2 separate regions of the Mus musculus genome follow, and region 1 is linked to region 2. A link is a loop called in an ENCODE intact Hi-C map of the cell type or tissue named here. Cell type or tissue: heart. All regions are shown on one strand. Links, peaks and the distances in the headings refer to the core of each region. The heading gives the core; the rest is flanking DNA. Region 1 overlaps Sar1b (secretion associated Ras related GTPase 1B). Region 2 overlaps Sec24a (Sec24 related gene family, member A (S. cerevisiae)).

Region 1 (4,395 bases), core at 310-4,309, 48 kb before region 2:
GTCCACAGAAGTTCAGCTCAGGGTTCAGGACAGTCCTCCCACACTTGCTGCAGAAACGTACACAGAAGCACTAAGTTCCATTAGGACAGCAGAGCACTCCTAGCTAGGGAGGCTTCTCCGGGGAAGAGCCACACCTCACAGATGGGATTTATGAGCAGAAGCCAAGGGGAGAACAAGAGGGCAGCTCTGATGGGAGAAAGGACCAGAGAATTCGGGATTATGACAGCTCTGCCTGTCATGAGAAACAGGTTCATGTGGTTCAAGAAATGGCTCAGTGGTTAAGAGCACTTGCTGCTCTTCTGAAGGTTCTGAGTTCAATTCTCAGCACCCACATAACAGTTCACAATTGTCTAATGCTGTGTACTGGAGTGCAGATGTACATGCAAGGTACCCATACACATAAAATACATAAATAAACAAAACAGGTTAGTTACTGGAGCTTTTAGGGGTGGGGGGAACAGTATCATGTGTTCATAATATGATTCTGACAACAGATGAGGTACCCTGAAGCAAAGAGAAATTCAAAGCTAAATTTTCCTCATACCTCACCCACAAGCAGTTCAGGGACTTCAGGGACTCAGAAGTTCCATGTGTCCAGTGACGGACGACCTTAACCTTTCTCTGCCTTACTTGAAGAACACGCAGTTCCAAGCTCTGAACCATAATGGCCACACTTACTAAGTTAAGATAAAACAAAGACGAAGAGAAGTAGACTCTTACCTTGCACGTGCCCACCCAGATCAAAAGTTGTAAACGTCATGCCAGCAATAGTAAGCTCTTCTGAAGCTAAATAAAAACAAGATTATTTTTACAACATAATCAGAAATCTGCCAGGCACATGGACTCATGCCTGTAATCCTAACACTTTAAAGTCAGGAAAAGCAGAAGTTTAAAACCAGCCTTGGCTACAGAGTAAGTTCAAAGCTAGCCTGGACTACAAAGACCTGTTTGTTATCTTCCATTTACCTCCTCATTGAGTACATGTTTCCCTTTAAATCTGTGGTCACTGATCTTCTTAAACTTAAAAGAAAGAAAGAAAGAAAGAAAAAAAAAGGGTCAGCAAGATAGTTCGCCAAATAAAGGTGCTCGACACCAAGCCCAGTGACCTAGCCTTGATTCCCCTGAACCCTGGGCACACGAAAGACTTGATGTCCACAACTGTCTGCTCGCCCCATCTGAGCGCAGATGTGCCCGGCCTCAGACTAAATCAGTATAATGAAAGAAACAAAGAAGTGTCACAACCTTAGCTTTTTGAGATGGTTCTTATGCAACCCAGGGTGGTCTTAAACTTACTGTGAAGCAGATTACAGGCATGGTCCAGCATGCTCAGTTTATGCAGATCATGCACAGCTGCATGAAGGCTAGGCAGATAGTCTACCAACTAAGCCACATCCACAGCCCACCACACCTGTCTCGATGTCCCTATCAGTCAGTCAATCCTACCATCCCTGTCACTTCTGAGACTGTTCCTTTGATTGATTATGGGGCTCACTGATTAACCTACTTTTTTGCATGTCTTACTAATTTTACATTGTAAAATTATAATATATACTAGATTTTACTGTATTTGTAAAAGTTCACTGTAGTGGGATTTTTCTTACTGCAGATGTGGTTCTTTGGGGAGGTCTACTTCATGCAAGCACAAACAAGTATTCTCCATGCTAACTTTGGGAGTGATTTCCTCCCCTTCTCTTTCCTCCAGTACTGTGGCTGCAAGTTCTAGCCTCCCAACTCTGCTCTCTGTTTCCTCAGCTGACTGTACTGTCTGGCTTTTCTCTCACACCTGAGTTCAAAACCACCTGGCACAAAGCCAGAATACAGAAGAGTCTGTTTCATTCTCTTAGGAAGAGCCGTCCTGCGCCAGGACTGCAGGGCTTGGTTGACTGAGGTGGGAAGACCCATCCTAAATACAGTGCTTGCAAACCCCTGTGCATGCATACATACTCTGTCTGTTACCTAGTGTGTAGTGGAGAAGACTTTCAGACCCTGTTGTCTTCCCTCATAGCCTATAGAGAAGCTTGCCATAATCATAACAAAAATTTGCACATAAAGCTACATGGTGGCAGAGCATTAATGTCGTTAAGGAACTCTAAGCTGGCTGGGTAGCACACACACATCTCTAGTAGACCGGGAAGCTAGGGAAGATGCAGGATGGTGAGTCTGAAGTTAACCTGGGCTACACTCAAGGCCCTATCTCAAAAACTAAGGAAGAATTATACGCAGTGTTTCAAGTAAATGAAATACCAGGGTCTGTGTTCAAAGTCTCTACAATAAGGAAAGGGCAGTGCTTGGCTATGCTGCCTACCCACTCACATGGTTACATCCTGTACACACTCTATTGAATTAAAGTAGAAGACTGCCAGTGTCTCAGACTATCTCCTCTCCCTTGCCCATCAGCCCTCACTTAGACCTCACCCCTAGAAGCAGCTTAAGTCTATCACCACAGACTCTTCCGACTTATTCTAAAATGGTCATGTGACTTCCTGTTGGTCACTCCCTCCTGGAATGTGTCATGACTGAGGTCTCAGTTGGTAGAGTTTTTGTGTCCTGGCTCAAGTGTATGACTGCTAGCCTGTGCCTCCCGAGCGCTGGCCACAGGAGCGCACGCTGGCTTCCATTCCTTTCCTGCAGCTCCTGCTGCTTCCCCTGTGTTTCCTGCACAGGGCGTCTGGTAAACGCATATCCTCACTTTCCCACATAAGCACCTACTAGCTCAGTTGCCAGACCAAAAGACAGACGGTCGTTACTTTTTCTATATATGCTTTAAATGGAAAATGTAAGTTAGAATGAATGTGAGATGCAAGGCAGCCGAGACAGCACCTGCTCTGTGCCCTGCAGGTTCCTGTGTCTAGATCCAGCTATGACAACAGGTGCTGAAGAAACAGTCATGGAAAACCAAAAGAAAAAAGGAAAAAAAAAGTTGGATGTGATGGCGCACGCCTTTAAACCTAGCACTCAGGAGGCAGAGGCAGGTGGATTTCTGAGTTCGAGGCCAGCCTGGTCTACAGAGTGAATTCCAGAACAGCCAGGGCTACAGAGAGAAACCCTGACTCGGGAAAAAACAAAAAGAACTATCTTGGGATAAGTGAAGGGATCAGTCCCAGCAAAGAGAAGTAAAACTACTCGATAATCTCTTCTAACTCTGCCATGCTCCCCCTCCCTTTTTAAAAGAAGACTCGAGCTCTCATAAAATATTATTTATTTTTATTTTATGTATGTGCAGGTGTGTGCGTGCCACACGCACGCACATGTGTATGCCAGAAGACAACTCGTTGGGATGTCACCATGGAGCCTTGGCTGACACAGACTTTGCTATGAAGACCAAGGTGGCCTTGAATACACAGACCCACCTGCCTTTTCTTCCAACTGCTGGGGTTAAAGGTGTGTGCCACCACGCACATCCTTCGGCTGACTTTATTTTTAAGCTGTTATCTGCCTGGTTTATAATCTTTTCACTGTGACATTACATATAAAAATTAACCTTGTGTTTCTTTCTGCTACTGGCTCTGTCGTTTCTTACTCTATAGCATAGGCTGGGCTCATGGTATAGCTAAGTGCAGGGATAGAAAGGTCTGAGCATTGCTTCTAGTTCTTAATTTGTGCTCTGGGAACCAGGTCAATTACTACTTACCCAGCTATTTTAGGAACAGGATAAACAATCTCACACCTTAGCCATCAAAAGTCCAAAATCAAAACACTTTGAGGCAGGAGCTATGACTCAGCATCACTCACAGGGAAGAAACACTTACTGGGATGTAGCGTTGGGACGTGCTGCCCGAGCCTGTCATCTTTCAGCATGTGTAGCAAAGTTGTTTTCCCGGCATTATCCAATCCAAGGAATACCAGTTTACCAGACTTTTTATACAATCCTGCAGAATAAGAGCTATAATCAGTCAGAGTGACATCAGACATGGAACATGAAAATTACTTTATATTTGACATGACTTAAAGTTACACATAGTTATTATTAAGATGCTTGAAATACAACTTGAGAATTCTAGAATTCCTGAGTGCATGTGCGCTGTCCTTCCCTAAGTGACCCTCTTTAATGTCTGTGCTTAAATCTATATTAAAACCTAAATAGAACCCAAATTTACCACACCTACAATCCCAACATGTGAGAGATAAAGGCAGCAGAACCAGAAAGTCAGGCAATTCTTAGCTCTACAGCAAGTTTAAGGTCAGCCTGGCCTACATGAGACCCTGTCTCAAAAAATAAAAAAAGCCAGGTCAAGTATGGTAGTGCATGCCTGTAATCCCAGCTCTTGGGAGGCGGAGCTCACCTGGTTAACATAGTTCCAGGGCAGCCAGAGCTGTGTAGAGAGACTGTTTAAAAACAAAAAACAAACAAAATAGGGGCTGGAGAGCTGGCTCAGCAGTTAAGAACACTGGCCA
Region 2 (4,395 bases), core at 272-4,271:
ATTTACTTTCATTACTTCTCATATGTGTCTATGTGTGGGTATGTGCACATGTGTACAGTGCCCTTGGACACAAGAAAAGAGTACCAGATTCTCCCCTGGAGTTGGAGTCACAGGCATTTGTGACAAGGTTCTAGGGACCCAATTTAAGTCCTCGAGAAGTGCTCTTAACCACTGAGTGGTCTCTCTAACTAGAGTTTTTGTTGTTTTTGTATTGGTTTTGTTTTTGAGATAGGGTTTTACAATGTACCCTTGGCTGTCCTGGAACTCACTATGTAAACCAGGCTGGCCTCGAACTCACAGAGGTCAGCCTGCTTCTGCCTTTCCAGTGCTAGGATTAAAGGCGTGTGCCACAGTACCTTGTGACATTTGACGTTTTTGATAGGCTGCGATTTAAATTTTTTTCAAAGGTTATCTAAATTTTTAGATAGTAGTTCATTTCTTGAAGAAACTATAGCATTCATTCTTATTTCAGTCTTGTTGATGAATTTCCTTTTAGGTATTACGTCAAATGCCAATAATGGATCTACGGCGGCTCATAATACTTATGATGAGATTGAAGGAGGTGGCTTCTTGGGTGAGATGCTATGAGCGTTTCTCTCCTCTCATTATAGAAGCAATGCGTGTTCATCGTAGGGCACTAGGAGAAGGAAGTTTATGCTATGCGCATGTGAGCACTGTCGATAGGAGAAGGAAGGTTATGCTATGCGCATGTGAGCACTGTCGATAGGAGAAGGAAGGTTATGCTATGCGCATGTGAGCACTGTCGATAGGAGAAGGAAGGTTATGCTATGCGCATGTGAGCACTGTCGATAGGAGAAGGAAGGTTATGCTATGCGCATGTGAGTGCTGTCGATAGTCTTCCTTCCAGACAGCCAGGCTTTATGTGCTGCACTTTAATCTGTTCTACAGATTTCAGTTCATGGACCTAAGTCCTAAGTGTAAGTTAGGGTGTATTCAGAAGTTTTTTAAATGAAAATTTAGTCTAAATATAAATTTATTATATACTATAGAGGTAAAGTAATCATGCTAAACTTGTCTGTATGTTTTTGTCTGTAGTCCACATGAACTAGATTGAGGTCTGCTTTTAACTAACGATTGTTTCTTTTTAAGTTGGTAAATGGAACTATAATTCAAAAGTTGAAGTTTTAATTCTCATAGTTTAATGGATCTTTACCGTGATTTTAAGTGTCTGGAATATAAACTAGAACTTAAAGCTTCCCTTGTTTCTAGCAACACCACAGCTTGTTAATCAGAACCCCAAAACAAGCCGAAGTGTGGGCTCTGCATACCCCTCCCTGCCACCAGGCTACCAGAACAGCGCACCACCTGTGGCTGGGATGCCACCACCCTCCCTCAGTTACCCAAGTGGCCCCCAGGCCTTTACTCAGGTAAACTATTTTTTTTTTAATATATTCTTTACCTTTTCGCTCAAGATATAAGCACGGAGAAAGTTTTCAAAGGTATTTTGATTATTTTATAACCATTTAGGATAATAATGAATATTTCATAATGCTTCTGTGCCTGCGTATTTCTCTAGACCCTAGCCCAGCCCTACATACAGACAGAAGTTACTCACTTTGAACCTGTCTGTAGACTCCCTTAGGTGCTAATCATTTAACTGCAAGCATGAGTGGATTAAGTCTGCATCCAGAGGGACTAAGAGTTGTCAATCTTCTTCAAGAAAGGAACATGCTTCCTTCCACACCACTGCAGCCTCCAGTCCCAAATCTGCTTGAAGACATCCAGAAACTCAACTGTAACCCAGAGTAAGACTTCAAATGCTGTTTTTATAAACATGGCAGTGTCCATGTTCTTAGATTGTCTGGTGTGCTTTTTAGGTGTTGTGGATAAGCGGCCCAGGTAGACTGTATGACATAAGACTCTGTTATTGCTTACCTGGAACTTGCATCTCTAAATTAAGAAATGGAGTTGGCTGTCCCTTACAGAGTGCAGCCCTGCCACTTCCTCATCTGCCCATTTTCTGAGTTGCCCTGTGTTCTTAACGCCCTTCCCTAACACTTTGCATTTCCTTACTGTTCTCTGAAGCTTTCTCCCAGCCATGAGACTCCCTGTTCACCCTGTGTCACCTCTAAGCCAGCCAATAGCATGGCAGCTTGTATATGAGTTGCAGCTTGCCTTGCCTGACCTGGTGTTCTCTGTTGACTGGAACTTAAAGAGAAAAGGGGGAGGGAGGAAGAGAGTGGGTTTATGTCCCTTGAATTGCTTGTTGCTTTTATTAGCTCTAATAAGACTTATATTTATGATCATCAGTGTAGTTATATTCCAGAAAACAGGGATTAGGTTTGTTTGTTTTGAGAGAGGGTTCTGTGTGTAGCCTTGCTGTCCTGAAACTCTGTAGACTCGGCTGGCCTCGAACTCACAGAGATCTGACTGCCTCTGCCCCCCAAGTGCAGGGATTAAAGACATGTACCACCAACACCCTGTCTGGCTTCAGACTTTATTTGCCTTGACTTAGTCTCCCAGATTTGAAGACATTATACACTGTATTCCATAAATAATTTAAATGTATGTTGTAAAGACTTAAAAACTGTACAACTTGTAATTTTGAAATAATATTTTTAAAAGCTTTAGTAAGACTGCTCTTCAACAAACTTTGACTTGGTGTGGTGGTCTAAGTGCCTCTGTAGTCCTAGCTGTTTGGTAGAGTTGTAGGAGAACCACTTGACCCAGAAGTTCAAGACCAGTCTAGGTAGCATAGCAAAACCTATCTAAAAAAAAATAAATATGTTAAGTAATTAATTGATTGTAAAAGGTATTTGTTTGAGGATTGAGTCATCACCTGCTAATATCAAGGTAAGATTAATTATTAGTCCAGGCTATTGTACCAGGATGAACCTATTCTTTTTGTTTCTTTGTTTTTTGAGGTTTCTCTGTGTAACGTCCCTGGAACTCAAAGAGATCTGCCTGCCTCTGGCCTCTGCCCTCTGCCCTCTGGCCTCTGGCCTCTGCCCTCTGCCCTCTGGCCTCTGGGTGCTGGGATTAAAGGTGTGAGGCACTGCTGCCCAGCCTATGGTTAGTTTCTTGAGACCTAGTCTCACTGTGGTAGATGCTGGATTCATAGTTATGTGTGGTCACGCATGGCAATTTAAATATTTTAATAAAACATTTAAAAAAGGTCTATATTCATTTGTAATCTGATCTAATCCCAAGAGTATTGAGATAGGCACGGTTTATCTTTTTTCTGAAGCCGTGAGCGCAGCGGCAGCTGACATACGCTGTTCTGTCTTACAGGTTGTTCCGATGCACGCTGACGAGTGTCCCTCAGACTCAGGCCTTACTGAATAAAGCCAAGCTTCCTCTGGGGCTGCTGCTCCACCCCTTCAAGGACCTAGTGGTATGCTTCTTTGTGTGTGTGTTTTTGTTTTTTGAGACAGGGTTTCTCTGTAACAGCCCTGACTGTCTTGAAGCCTTCTTTGTAGGCCAGGCTGGCCTGGAACTCACTGACATCCAGCTGCCTCTGCCTCCCGTGTCCTGGGATTAATGAGACGAAAGGTGTGTGCCACCACAGCCAGCCCAGTGGTATGCTTCTTTAGAGTAGATGTGAAAATTATCTAAGTGGTGAAGTATTTTTGCAACAATGTAAGAATGAATATAAAGTCTGATATATGACAGGGTTCTTTTCCTTTTTTAATTTCTAATTTAATCAACATTTTTATTACAAGTTAAAACAAGGAAAGTGAAATATTACTGAGAAATCCAAGGGATGCTATGTACGTAGGCAGAACTGAAAAGATGGATGCAGGTACACACTTGCGATTCCAACACTTGGGACTGACCGACATGGGTGGATTTTGAGTATTTATCTAAGTTGTAAATTACCATTAAAATAGTTTCTCCTAGCTTCCTGACTCTGCTGCTCCTGGAGTAAAGTCAGCTGCTCTAAGAAGTTGCTGCCCACACATTTATAAATAAAATAAAATAAAGTAAAATAAAATAATTGTTCCATAATCTAAACAAATGAAGATCACTTATGTCCTAAATCTCCAGAACCTAAACATGTGATCACATGCCCTTGAGTATTAGTGTGGTCAGACTTTATTGTTTGATTGGTTGGTTTCAGTTGTGATATTGGGGATTATAATGAGGGTCTCATGCATGCTAGACCGGTGCTGCACACCTGAGTTAGACTACCGAACTCCTTTATTGACTTCCATTTATTTGCTTGAAGATGCTGTTTTGCCATGTAATAGCCCTGGCTGGCCTGCTGCTTGTTATATAGCTCAGACTGGCCTTGAACTGTTAAGAATCCTCCTGCCTCAGCCTTCAAAGTGCTAGAATTACAGGTATGGGCAACAGTTCTCAGCTTCCCTTATTGAAGTATTTTAATATGAAGAGTGAAATTTTTATTTTTTCTTTTCATTTTCTTTTAAAGAT

Evidence for each region. A loop is a pair of places that touch in the nucleus more often than their neighbours do. Peaks named below come from ENCODE experiments on the same cell type or tissue, not always from the same donor. Only the 100,000 strongest peaks of a DNase experiment are listed, where the experiment ranks them.
Region 1: a loop joins it to region 2, with 2.0 times the contacts of the local background. A loop is called at or near these places in 8 of 42 quality-filtered maps.

What each region holds. Positions count from the first base shown.
Region 1 is chr11:51,779,163-51,783,557 of GRCm38, reverse strand. Sar1b (secretion associated Ras related GTPase 1B) reads right to left here. Exons shown (of 7, transcript NM_025535.2): 3 at 3,750-3,869; 4 at 721-786. Among named protein-coding and RNA genes, the nearest start is that of Sar1b, 18 kb to the right of the region's middle. In heart, for the core only: no CTCF peak of the experiment used is centred there; a DNase peak (open chromatin) is centred at 2,587.
Region 2 is chr11:51,730,763-51,735,157 of GRCm38, reverse strand. It overlaps Sec24a (Sec24 related gene family, member A (S. cerevisiae)), which reads left to right. Exons shown (of 23, transcript NM_175255.3): 4 at 497-574; 5 at 1,231-1,388; 6 at 1,594-1,766; 7 at 3,253-3,355. Among named protein-coding and RNA genes, the nearest start is that of Sec24a, 24 kb to the left of the region's middle. In heart, for the core only: no CTCF peak of the experiment used is centred there; no DNase peak of the experiment used is centred there.